Regions from separate parts of the Homo sapiens genome. Here region 1 is linked to region 2. A link is a contact called in ENCODE Hi-C or POLR2A ChIA-PET data. All regions are on one chromosome and are shown on one strand. The core of a region is the stretch at or near the end of the contact, and the rest is flanking DNA. Distances in the headings are between cores, read along the strand shown. Region 1 overlaps PPP2R5E (protein phosphatase 2 regulatory subunit B'epsilon). Region 2 overlaps PPP2R5E (protein phosphatase 2 regulatory subunit B'epsilon).

Evidence for each region. Hi-C counts contacts between places; a loop is a spot of excess contacts on that map. ChIA-PET counts read pairs that join two places held with the same protein, here RNA polymerase II (POLR2A). Pooled maps may share reads with other maps.
Region 1: a loop to region 2 is called in a pooled map, with 2.2 times the contacts of the local background. The contact joins two enhancer-like sites. A Hi-C loop is called at or near these places in 2 of 168 maps with a recorded cell type or tissue (heart right ventricle and pancreas) and 8 of 50 pooled maps. POLR2A ChIA-PET finds 5 or more read pairs at or near these places in 4 of 52 experiments (H1, PC-9, activated CD8-positive, alpha-beta memory T cell and 1 more).

The regions. Positions count from the first base shown.
Region 1 is chr14:63,523,577-63,528,696 of GRCh38, forward strand. All of the region lies in intron 2 of PPP2R5E (protein phosphatase 2 regulatory subunit B'epsilon), which reads right to left. Among named protein-coding and RNA genes, the nearest start is that of PPP2R5E, 17 kb to the right of the region's middle. RefSeq lists enhancers at 1,135-1,284, 1,345-1,394. Within about 2 kb of position 1,360, at least 8 of the 41 ENCODE cell types and tissues checked have a DNase peak (open chromatin) inside an H3K27ac peak, as active enhancers do.
Region 2 is chr14:63,435,335-63,440,532 of GRCh38, forward strand. The region is part of intron 3 of PPP2R5E (protein phosphatase 2 regulatory subunit B'epsilon); the gene reads right to left. Among named protein-coding and RNA genes, the nearest start is that of PPP2R5E, 110 kb to the right of the region's middle. RefSeq lists a silencer at 2,677-2,971. Within about 2 kb of position 3,222, at least 22 of the 41 ENCODE cell types and tissues checked have a DNase peak (open chromatin) inside an H3K27ac peak, as active enhancers do.

The sequences.
Region 1 (5,120 bases), core at 110-2,609, 86 kb after region 2:
GCCGCAGGGTCCTCCGCCTAGGAAAACCAGAGACCTTTGTTCACTTGTTTATCTGCTGACCTTCCCTCCACTATTGTCCCGTGACCCTGCCAAATCCCCCTCTGTGAGAAACACCCAAGAATGATCAAAAATAAATAAATTAAAAAAAAAAACAAAGGTTACACGCTAAAAAAAAAAAAAAAATTAATTTGATGAGATAAAGATCAAAAGTAGCCTTCTTACCCTCAAAAAAACTCTTCACCTTTGCTATAAATATTCTTGCATTCAAAGTACTCATTCAATCAAAAACAGTGTTGTGTGCTTATAATGTGTAAGGCACACAACAGCTGTGATTCCTACACTGCTAGTAGAAGACAGCCCTTAGGAGCCTGAACCTACTCTGAATTCTCACTATATTTCCTCATAAGATATGGTGGAGGAGTATGCCCTACTATTGCCAGATATTGTTTCCTGGGGGCACTTCAGTAAAAGGTTAATTCAAGTCTGTATCTCCCTTATTAGAAGACAGTATTTTTCCTGAAATGGTGCCAAGTCTCAATTTGCTACATGTTCTTTTTAATGTTTTAACATTTTACTTTGAACAGTGTTCCAGGCACAAGCAGCCCTGAATTAATTAAATTAAAATTTAACGTCACTGTGAGACAAAAGTCTTTCATGGTGCCTACATAACGGATGAACTTTTGCCAGATTGCTTCTCTCACAACACTGCATATTCTGAAACAAGATCCAGGTCCACAGGGCTGACTTCAAGAAAGATAAATGGCAAACAGAGAGATGAGGGAACGCATATTTATTAAGCAGCCAACCACTATTCAGACAGTTTACCCACAATGCCTCACTTACTCTTCACAACCACCTTGGGCAGCATGAATCTCGTTTTACCAAAAGGGAGACTGAAGTTCCAAAGACGTTTAAATAACTCACCTCAGTTCATAAAGCTAAGATTATCACCTAGACTTGAACCCAGACCCTTTCCTACAATAAGTGAGTTCCCCAAAGATGGAGGGATGAGTGTTCAAGGACACCACAGCCAGAATGCTACCAGTTTACTGAACTGTTCCTTACTATTCCATGACTGACATGACTGACATGCCTTCACCAGGACACAGCATGAGTTGCACAGGGGCCCAGGGACACGTCTTGTGCCCAGCTCCCCGGCCTGGCCAGCCTTCTTGAGGAGCCCAGAGCCCACGGCCTGCCACACCTCTCCCCATCACCACCCACAGTGCTGCTGCAGGCCTGGCTGCTCCCCTCATTCTTCTCTTCTCTGCTTTGCTTTCTCACCACCTTCAGTCTCCTCGTAATTTTTAGAGTACTTGCAAAAACGTCTTAGTAAATCACCCCAGCACAGTATGACCAAGATTGCGGTTAGCTGTTCTCACCTGCACACATTTATGACTAACGGCCACAACAAGGAAGTTACCAGCTTTAGAGCCAGACCGGCCTAGGGTCCCACCCCTGGCTCTCTCTGCACGAGTGGGCAAGTTACTTTGCCCTCAGTTAAAAGCAAACATCGCTTGTTCTTGGTATTGGGCGTGCAGCTTAAATGAGACGCCATGTGGTACATTGCCTGGCACACCGAAAAACCAACAGACATCTCTTCTTAACTGATTGCTAACCTATTTCTTTACCAGCAGAAACAACCTGACTTTCTCCTCCCAAATTCTCCCAGGTCCACAGCCATTCCAGAAAAATGTTTCTTTACAGGCACACTCAATTTTATCACTGGTATTCCTATTCACCCAGCTTAATTTTTCAAATGATGCAGATCAAAATTTTCCAGCCAACCACACACTACAGTCATGTAGTAACTTCTCCCTTCAAATACCTTTTAAAATTCTATTTGGTATCAAAAAGAATCAAAAATCAGGAAAGACATACAGGAGAAGAAACCTCTAGTCATGAGAGCTCCCTTCTACAGAGAGAGATGACAAATTCTGTCTCCACTCTGAGTGAGAAAACATGCCAACCACCCAAAGCAACTGTTCCTAGCCTTTGGAGAAACTCCTTTGAGAATCTGATGAAAGCTCTACCTTTGTCCGGAAAAGTGTCAGTCTGCACAGAGACACAAAATACTCCCTGGAATTTCAAGAGGGTCAAGGGCCCTCTAAAACTCACCCACTGACCACAAGATAAGAGCCATCAACAAAGAGCCATCTGTGATACTCTTTAAACTGGTAAAATCCTCAATTCAGATTTTGTTTCCTTAAGGTGCAATAAACTTAAAAGCCTATGCAAAGACCTCAAGAAGGTACACTAAGAAAGAAGTTTCTCATTCAGTTCTTCCTGTCTTTTTTTTGAGATGGAGTTTTGCTCTGTACCCAGGATGGAGTGCAGTGGTGCAATCTCAGCTCACTGCAACCTCCGCCGCATGGGTTCAAGAGATTCTCCTGCCTCAGCCTCCCAAGTAGCTGAGATTACAGGCACCTACCACCACACCTGGCTAATTTTTTTTGTATTTTTAGTAGAGATGGGGTTACACCATGTTGGCCAGGCTGGTCTCGAACTCCTGACTTCAAGTGATCTGCCTGCCTCAGCCTCCCAAAGTGCTGGGATTACAGGAGTGAGCCACCATGCCTGGCCCTCTTCATGTCCTTCGCTGGTTCAAAATAAAATGCTGCAAAACTAACATGGCTCAAAACCCAAAGAGAAAGTTCTCTCTTTGAATCTAAATATCAAAACAAAGCTGTGTTCCAGACCAGTGTGTGTGCTGGGGAATGGGCAAGCGAAATGGAGGCACGAAAGTATTAGAACTCTATATCTTATTTTTCAATATCATCCTTTTTAAACATCTCTATGTTTGTATATGTTTTAATGTTGTGTAACAGGACAAATACAAGAGTGCTGAAGTTATATTCTCTGATAGAAGTAAGCAATTACAAAAACATTTGAAGATCCTGTCCTGGGAAACAACTTTCTCTCTTTCTGTCTCTCTGTCTCTCTTTCTCTTTCTCTCTCTCTCTCTCAATCTTTCTCTCTTTCTCTTTTTCTTTTTGAGACAGGGTCTCACTCTGTCACCCAAGCTGGAGTGCAGCAGCATGATCTTGGCTCACTGCTGCAGCCTTGACCTCCCGGAATCAGGTGATTCTCTCACCTTGGCCTGCAGAGTAGCTGGGACGACAGGAGCATGCCTCCACACCTGGCTAATTTTTCTATTTTTTGTAGAGACAGAGTTTTGCCATGCTTCCCAGGCTGGTCTTGAACTCCTGGGCTCAAGCGATCCTCCCACCTCAGCCTCCCAAAGTGCTAGGTAGGATTACAGGTGTGAGCTACTGCGCCCAGCCTAACAACTTCCAAATTAAGTTTACCTAGGCCGGGCACAGTGGCTCACGCCTGTAATCCCAGCACTCTGGGAGGCCAAGGCGGGCGGATCACCTGAGGTTGGCAGCTCAAGACCAGCCTGACCAACACAGTGAAACCCCATTTCTACTAAAAATACAAAATTAGTCAGTTGTGGTGGCACATGCCTGTAATCCCAGCTACTCGGGAGGCTGAGGCAGGAGAATCACTTGAACCCAGGAGGTGGGGGTTGCAGTGAGTCAAGATCAAGCCGTTGCTCTCCAGCCTGGACAACAAGAGGGAAACTCCGTCTCAAAAAAAAAGAAAGTTTATCTAATAATAATTTTACCTGGTAATGCTCCATAAATGGAATTTCCCTTGAAAATAATTACATTAGCCACTTTAAATTCTGATTCCAGAAACAAGAAATCTGTCTCAAACTGACATTAACTAAACAGTAATGCTGAGATTGTTCCATAAGAACTAGTTTCTCCTTTTTGCTTTAAAAGTATAATTCTCACAGCTGTATATACTCCATATTTTTCTTCCTTAAATGCAAAGAATCCATGTAACGTGTTAAAGGAACAAAAATCAACTAAAAGACGTTAGTAAACATTTGCCATTGTGTACTTTTTCCTATAATTATAGTAGTTAATATTCTTCAACTCATACAGTGTATCTAGCACTAGGCTAAATGTTTTACCTGCCTTCTGGAATTTAATCTGACTCTATGATATGGCTTCTATTACTCTCCCAGTTTTAGAGAGAAGAAAACCAAGGCTTAGAAGTCAGCTCCTGGCCAGGTGTGGTGGCTCAATGCCTGTAATCCCAGCACTTTGAGAGGCCAAGGCGGGCGAATCACACGGTCAGGAGTTCAAGACCAGCCTGGCCAACATGGCAAAACCCCATCTATACTAAAAATACAAAAACTTAGCTGGGCGTGGTGGTGGGTGCCTGTAATCTCAGCTACTCAGGAGGCTGAGGCAGAAGAATTGCTTGAACCCGGGAGGTGGAGGTTGCAATGAGCAGAGATCGCGTCACTGCACTCCAGCCCAGGCGACAATGTAAGAAAAAAAAAAAAAAAGTCAAATGGCTTCTAATGGTGGACTCAGAATTCAAACTCAGGTATGTGTGACCCCAGGGCCTACATTCTTACTGAGGGAAACTATGCTTAATTCTACTGTAACATAAAAATAAGATTCCATATAAGTTTTCAAAAAAAAAACCTTCAAATACAAAAGGTAGAAACCATTTTTAAGTATTAAAAGAGGATGTCATCACTTGCAAACAAAAGAACTACTTTAGCCTATTCGAAATATCTAGAAACTTTACTGATCTTTTTCAAGCACTACAAAATCTAATTACTATTATGAGCCAATATTATAAAATGTAAGTTTTACAAATCAGAGAACATTTGCCCATAAAACTCTGCTCTGAAAGTCCATTATAATATTCAGATATGCTATTCTCTCTTAAACTATATAAAGTCTGGTGATCTGATTAGGCTATAATCAGTCCTCAAATACGCAGAACAGAGGGATTTCACTGGACTTAACGTCTTAACTTTTGTGAAATGAAAGTGATGAATTTGCAAAGTAAAAGGAATCACTCTAAGTTTTTCGTCTATAAAATCCACTCCATTCTCTCTATATAATATACCACTTATGTTTTTAACCTGAAACATGCAGAATTACCAAAGCACAAACCCACTCAGGATTTTAATTGAACACTCAGCAATGTGATCCTTTTAAAATAAAAAGTTTTCATTAAACAAGTTTATATTTTGTGTAAATTATAAGTTAAAATAAAATTGGCATTAAAATTTTATTTTTTTAAACTAA
Region 2 (5,198 bases), core at 1,972-4,471:
CGAAACTATGGGTGATTCTTTTTTTTGATAAGGGTGGAGAAAAAAAACGGAAGATGGTGAGTTCTTTACATATTCTTAATTTCCTCTTCCTCTGCAATCATCTGACAAACCTAAGACAACAGCCCTCTGCCACAGGCCATCCTGGGTTATATCTGCCAGCCTAATCTTCCTTAAAGGAGCACAGACTTTCTTCATAGGGTCTGGAGAAAGAAAAGTAAGAATATAGTTTCATTTCACCTCCTGTTCAAAAATCCTTACAACTCCCTGCTCGCCATCTACAAGATTAAGTCTAACCTCCTCTGCTTAATTTGCCACACCCTCTCTAATCTAAACTCATCCCTGCCTCTCTCCACCTTACTGCCCACAAATTCTGACCATGAACCCTCCGCTTCCATTCGGCTCCTATTTCAAGATCAAACTTTGCTCAAAATAGGAGGCAACTTTTTACCTGCTGAAATGGTGACAGCAATGTTAAAATAATTATCTCTAGAGTCTGTTATCCTCACACAAAACCATCACAGGGAAATGATATTTCACACAGAGATGACTGTATTGTACTCGCTCCAAAATTGGAAATGTAGCAGTGAGTCCAAAAGTGAACATTGTTGATATTAAATCTTAGAATCCAAAAATAGACGTGTAAACATTGCAATAGTCATAGTGCTTACTGTGTATAAATCAGTGCAGGCCCTCGTACCGCCTGGGTTGGCCTCAAGCACTCCCGCCCCACACAGGCTAACCATGTGATACCAAGGCTTTGCTGCATTTCACCATCTGGGGACTGTGGGTCCTAAGTCCTAGAAGGTTACTAAAACTGAATTGAGTGTTTTCTGTAAAAGCCACAGTGCACAAGTTGATAAAACAATACCAACATAAGGCTTTTTTGAGAACACAAATTCTAAACATCTGCTATGAGGACTTCATGGTTCCAAATCAGCTAATGCTCAAACAAAAATTAAGCCTCTTGAATTGCGAATTTTTAAAAAAGCATACACAAAACATTTGAGGCTCCTGATGTGTGTTTCTGACTACTAGGTATGTGTTATTAATTGAAATCACAAAAAATAAACAAGAAACACAGCCAAAACTAACTGTCACTGTCTCTTATACTCTGTGTCTATGTGCACGTCTCTGTGTGTGTCTGTGACCTTTCATTAGCAAAACAAAGCCCTGAGCTAGTTGGTGAGTAATTAAAACACACCTGACCTACATATAACCATAACCATATAACCATATTTAGCACATATAACCATAGGTTCTGTCCATAAACTAACATTCCTCCTTATCCCAAAACTACTGCTTCATAATGAATTAAGTGTGATATGCCACTCCAGGGGAAGACAGGACAGCCAGCCCTCCCCGTTGACAGTGACACATAGCTGGCTTCATCTTAGTTCCTCTGAAGGAAACCAAGAGAAGGATCTAGGGGCAGGAACTGACCACCAACCCTGTAAGCTTACATTTTAAATGTGCTTTAAACACCACTGCCTTCTGATTATTTTATTGCTGAAACAACTGTCAGAGGCATTTGAACCTGAGCAACTCCATCTTGAACAGGGGCTGGGTAAAATAAGGCTGAGACCTGCTGGGCTGCATTCCCAGTAAGTTAAGGTATTTTTAGTCACAGGATGAAATAGGAAGTCAGCACAAGATACAGGTCATAAAGACCTTACTGATAAAACAGGATGCATAAAGAAGGCAACCAAAACCCACCAAAACCAAGATGGCAAGGAGAGTGACCTCTGGTCGTCCTCACCGCTACACCATGGTACTACATGGTACCACATACCAACGCCATGGCAGTTTACAAATGCCATGGCAATGTCAAGAAGTTACCCTATATGGTCTAAAAGGGAGAGGAACCCTCAGTTCGGGAACTACCTATCTCTTTCCCAGAAAACTCATGAATAATCCACCCCTTATTTAGAATATAATCAAGAAGTAACCATAAAAATGGATGACTATTTTTATGCCTATGGACTAGCCCTTCTTTTATTCCTTTGCTTTCTTAATAAACTTGCTTTCACTTTACTCTATGGACTCACCCCAAATTCTTTCTTACATGAGATCCAAGAACCCTCTCTTGGGGTCTGGGTCAGGACCCCTTTCCGGTAACACAACTACTCTCACTTTACAGAATAGGATATAACACATTTTGCACTTTGTTATTAAGGGCAGCACAAATACAAAACTTAATTTTCCAACAGTTTCTCTATTGTCTACAATTTTTTTTTAATCTGTCTAAGAGAAAAAAGCCAGAAATCTCTGAAAATGAAGTGGCCTGCCTTATTCCAGAGAGTGGTCTATCCTATTCTCATAAAGCCCTTACCTTCTGCAGGAAGGCCAATTCCACAGTATTTCAAAGTAGCCCATTTAGCACCTAACATTATCCTCCCAAGACCCCACTCCCTACCTTTCTGAAAAGTATAGAAACATCATATTTTCCAATAGAACTTCCTTGTCCATTTTGTCAAAAAAATACACTTGCTCTCCAACTTAGCAAATAATTATAACCAGCCTGATTTTTACTGAGAAATGTCTTTCCTTGTGTGTGCCACTCCTGACCCTCCTCACCATGACCCCACCAGCTGTCCCTCTCCACTACTTGGCCAACCCTCACCTCTCTCTACTCATCACAGAAATGGCATTTCTACTCTATAGTCTAGTGTCTTTGCACCATTTTTCAGAGGCAACTTGCTCCTGAGAAGTCACTGAATAGCATATTTCTTCTTGTTTTCCTACAGATCAAGTTTGGCTTTAAATACTGGTCAGCAGCCAACTGCCTCCTGGAAATGACCTGCTCATTGTCTGCTTGCCAGATTCTTGCCTCAGGCACTCCTGTCTCTGTGAATTCCACATTGAGGACACTCATTTTCTCAGCTTTTTCCTGCTCATCATGCACCACTGTGGTGTAACCAGCTTCCTCCAAACAATCAGCCAATAAATCCCTCTCTTTCATTTCTGTGTCTCCTCAGTAGAGAGACAGCCAAATCATACAAACTAACACCAAGAGCTGGGATTATCCAAGACCCACTTGCACATGCCACAAGCAAGATTTCACACTTTGTCATCCATGTGCTTAATAGATTTCCCAGAAGCATTGCTTATACCTTTAAACCACATTTTCAGCTTCAAGGTTAAATTAAAAGGTGGGAGAAAAGAGAAACCAAAACTTGAATGCAGTACTGTAACTTATCCTGCAAAATTCTGCTGCCAGCCACTGGGGGGAGGGGTAGAGACAGGGGGAGTATACTCATTACAGTGAGATATTATTGGATATATCAGTGCTAGACAAGTCACAGCTGTCAAACAATTTTAAGTATATTAAAAACTCTGAACAACCTTTAAAGCAGTTAAGCCAGAAGGACTACAGCTTGTAAATGAAGCAAATAGCAATCTCGAGTAGCTCAGTGGCTTCCTGAGTAAAAACCCTCTCTTTAGCACATTTAAATTAAAACTAAACACTTTAAAATCCTTGTCAGATTCCTTAAGAGAGAATGATTGCGGAGAGAAATGCTAAATTATTACTAGAGTTGGGGACGTGAATATGCAAGTATATCAGGAATTCATTTAGATGAACTTAGGGCAGTATATATATAAATGTATATATAACTATAAACACAGGGGCATATGCAGTTTCACAGGCAGTTCTCCCAAAAAAAAAAGGTATGAAAATAAAACTTCATAGAGAGTTTGAAATCAATAGTCAGACAAAAGATATGGAAAGTCATCTGAAAAAGACAAAAAAAAGCTTTCAGGTTAGCAAGACTTCATTGTAACCAGAAAAATGTATTAACCAATATAGACAGGTTAAGTCTACTGGGGTGCTAGAGATGGTACCATGAATAATGATAATAATGATATGGTGACTTTAACAATGCTTACCACAGTGCTAAGCACTGTTCATAAATTAATTTTCAAAACAACCTTATAGAGTTATAGTATAATAACAAGCTTAGAGGGATGAGACTCACCTGGGATCACATAGTTCAGTAAGTGGCCAGACTGGGTCCTGGTCTGTTTTTTTTTTTTGTTTTTGTTTTTGTTTCTGTTTTTTGAGACGGAGTTTTGCTCTTGTTGCCCAGGCTAGAGTGCAATGGCACGATCTCGGCTCACAACAACCTCCACCTCCCAGGTTCAAGCCATTCTCCTGCCTCAGCCTCCACAGTAGCTGGGATTACAGGCATGCGCCACCAGGCCTGGCTAATTTTGTATTTTTAGTAGAGACGGGGTTTCTCCGTGTTGGTCAGGCTGGTCTCGAACTCCGGACCTCAGGTGATCCACCCTCCTCGGCCTCCCAAAGTGCTGGGATTACAGGCGTGAGCCACCGCGCCCAGCCGGGTTCTGGTCTGTTTGTCTATGCCACTGACCCAGGAAGGACAGTAAAAAGGAAAAGCAGGCTGTACACACATAAGTGCTTCCAAGGATTAGGATGTCCATCATGGAGATGGAGGGATGTTTGAATCATCTAATTAACTCCCCTTGCTCTGAATTCAGGCTAACCAACCAACCTAAGGATTCCTTGGCAGCTCGCATAGCTTGCCTGCAGGGAGAGAAGGCACAGTTCAAATACACACAAACAGCTATCCACTGAGCAGTGCCCTTCTCACTCTGAATTCATACACTGGCACTTTCAATTTCCATATACGTTTTCTGTGGGTCCTACCAATTCAACACAAACAGGGCTGCAAGGTGGGGCCCCTCTATGATGCACAGGTAAGGTATCGCCACGCCAATGTTACCACATAAGGAGCACCAACGGGCAGAGGAGCCTGATTTTTGGAACTTCTAAGGGTGGGGCAGAGAGAGAAGTGGAGTGGGAAAGCACATGAACTCAGGGGACTGCTATCTGGGTGGAAGAGAGAGAGGGGTGTTCTGAAATACACGGCCTTCCTCCTGGGCTCCTCCTCACCTCCTCAATCACTATTTACTTTTCCAGACTGGGAATAAGTGGTAGGGTAGAGAGAAAAATTGAGAAGCAGCGTTAACAATTCAAGAATAACACAAAGGGAGTGTAAAGCTACTATATAGGGCAGCAGAAGTGGTAGGAGAGAGGGAGTGAAGAAGAAACTGTTCTTAAGCAAAAAAAAAAAAAATGAACATTTAACCCCAGAGCATACTATGTGGTCTGGCCTTGTCAGAAGCAGCAAAATACAGGGAAGGGCTTAAATCAAAGGCTTTTTTACTTTTTTAGAAGA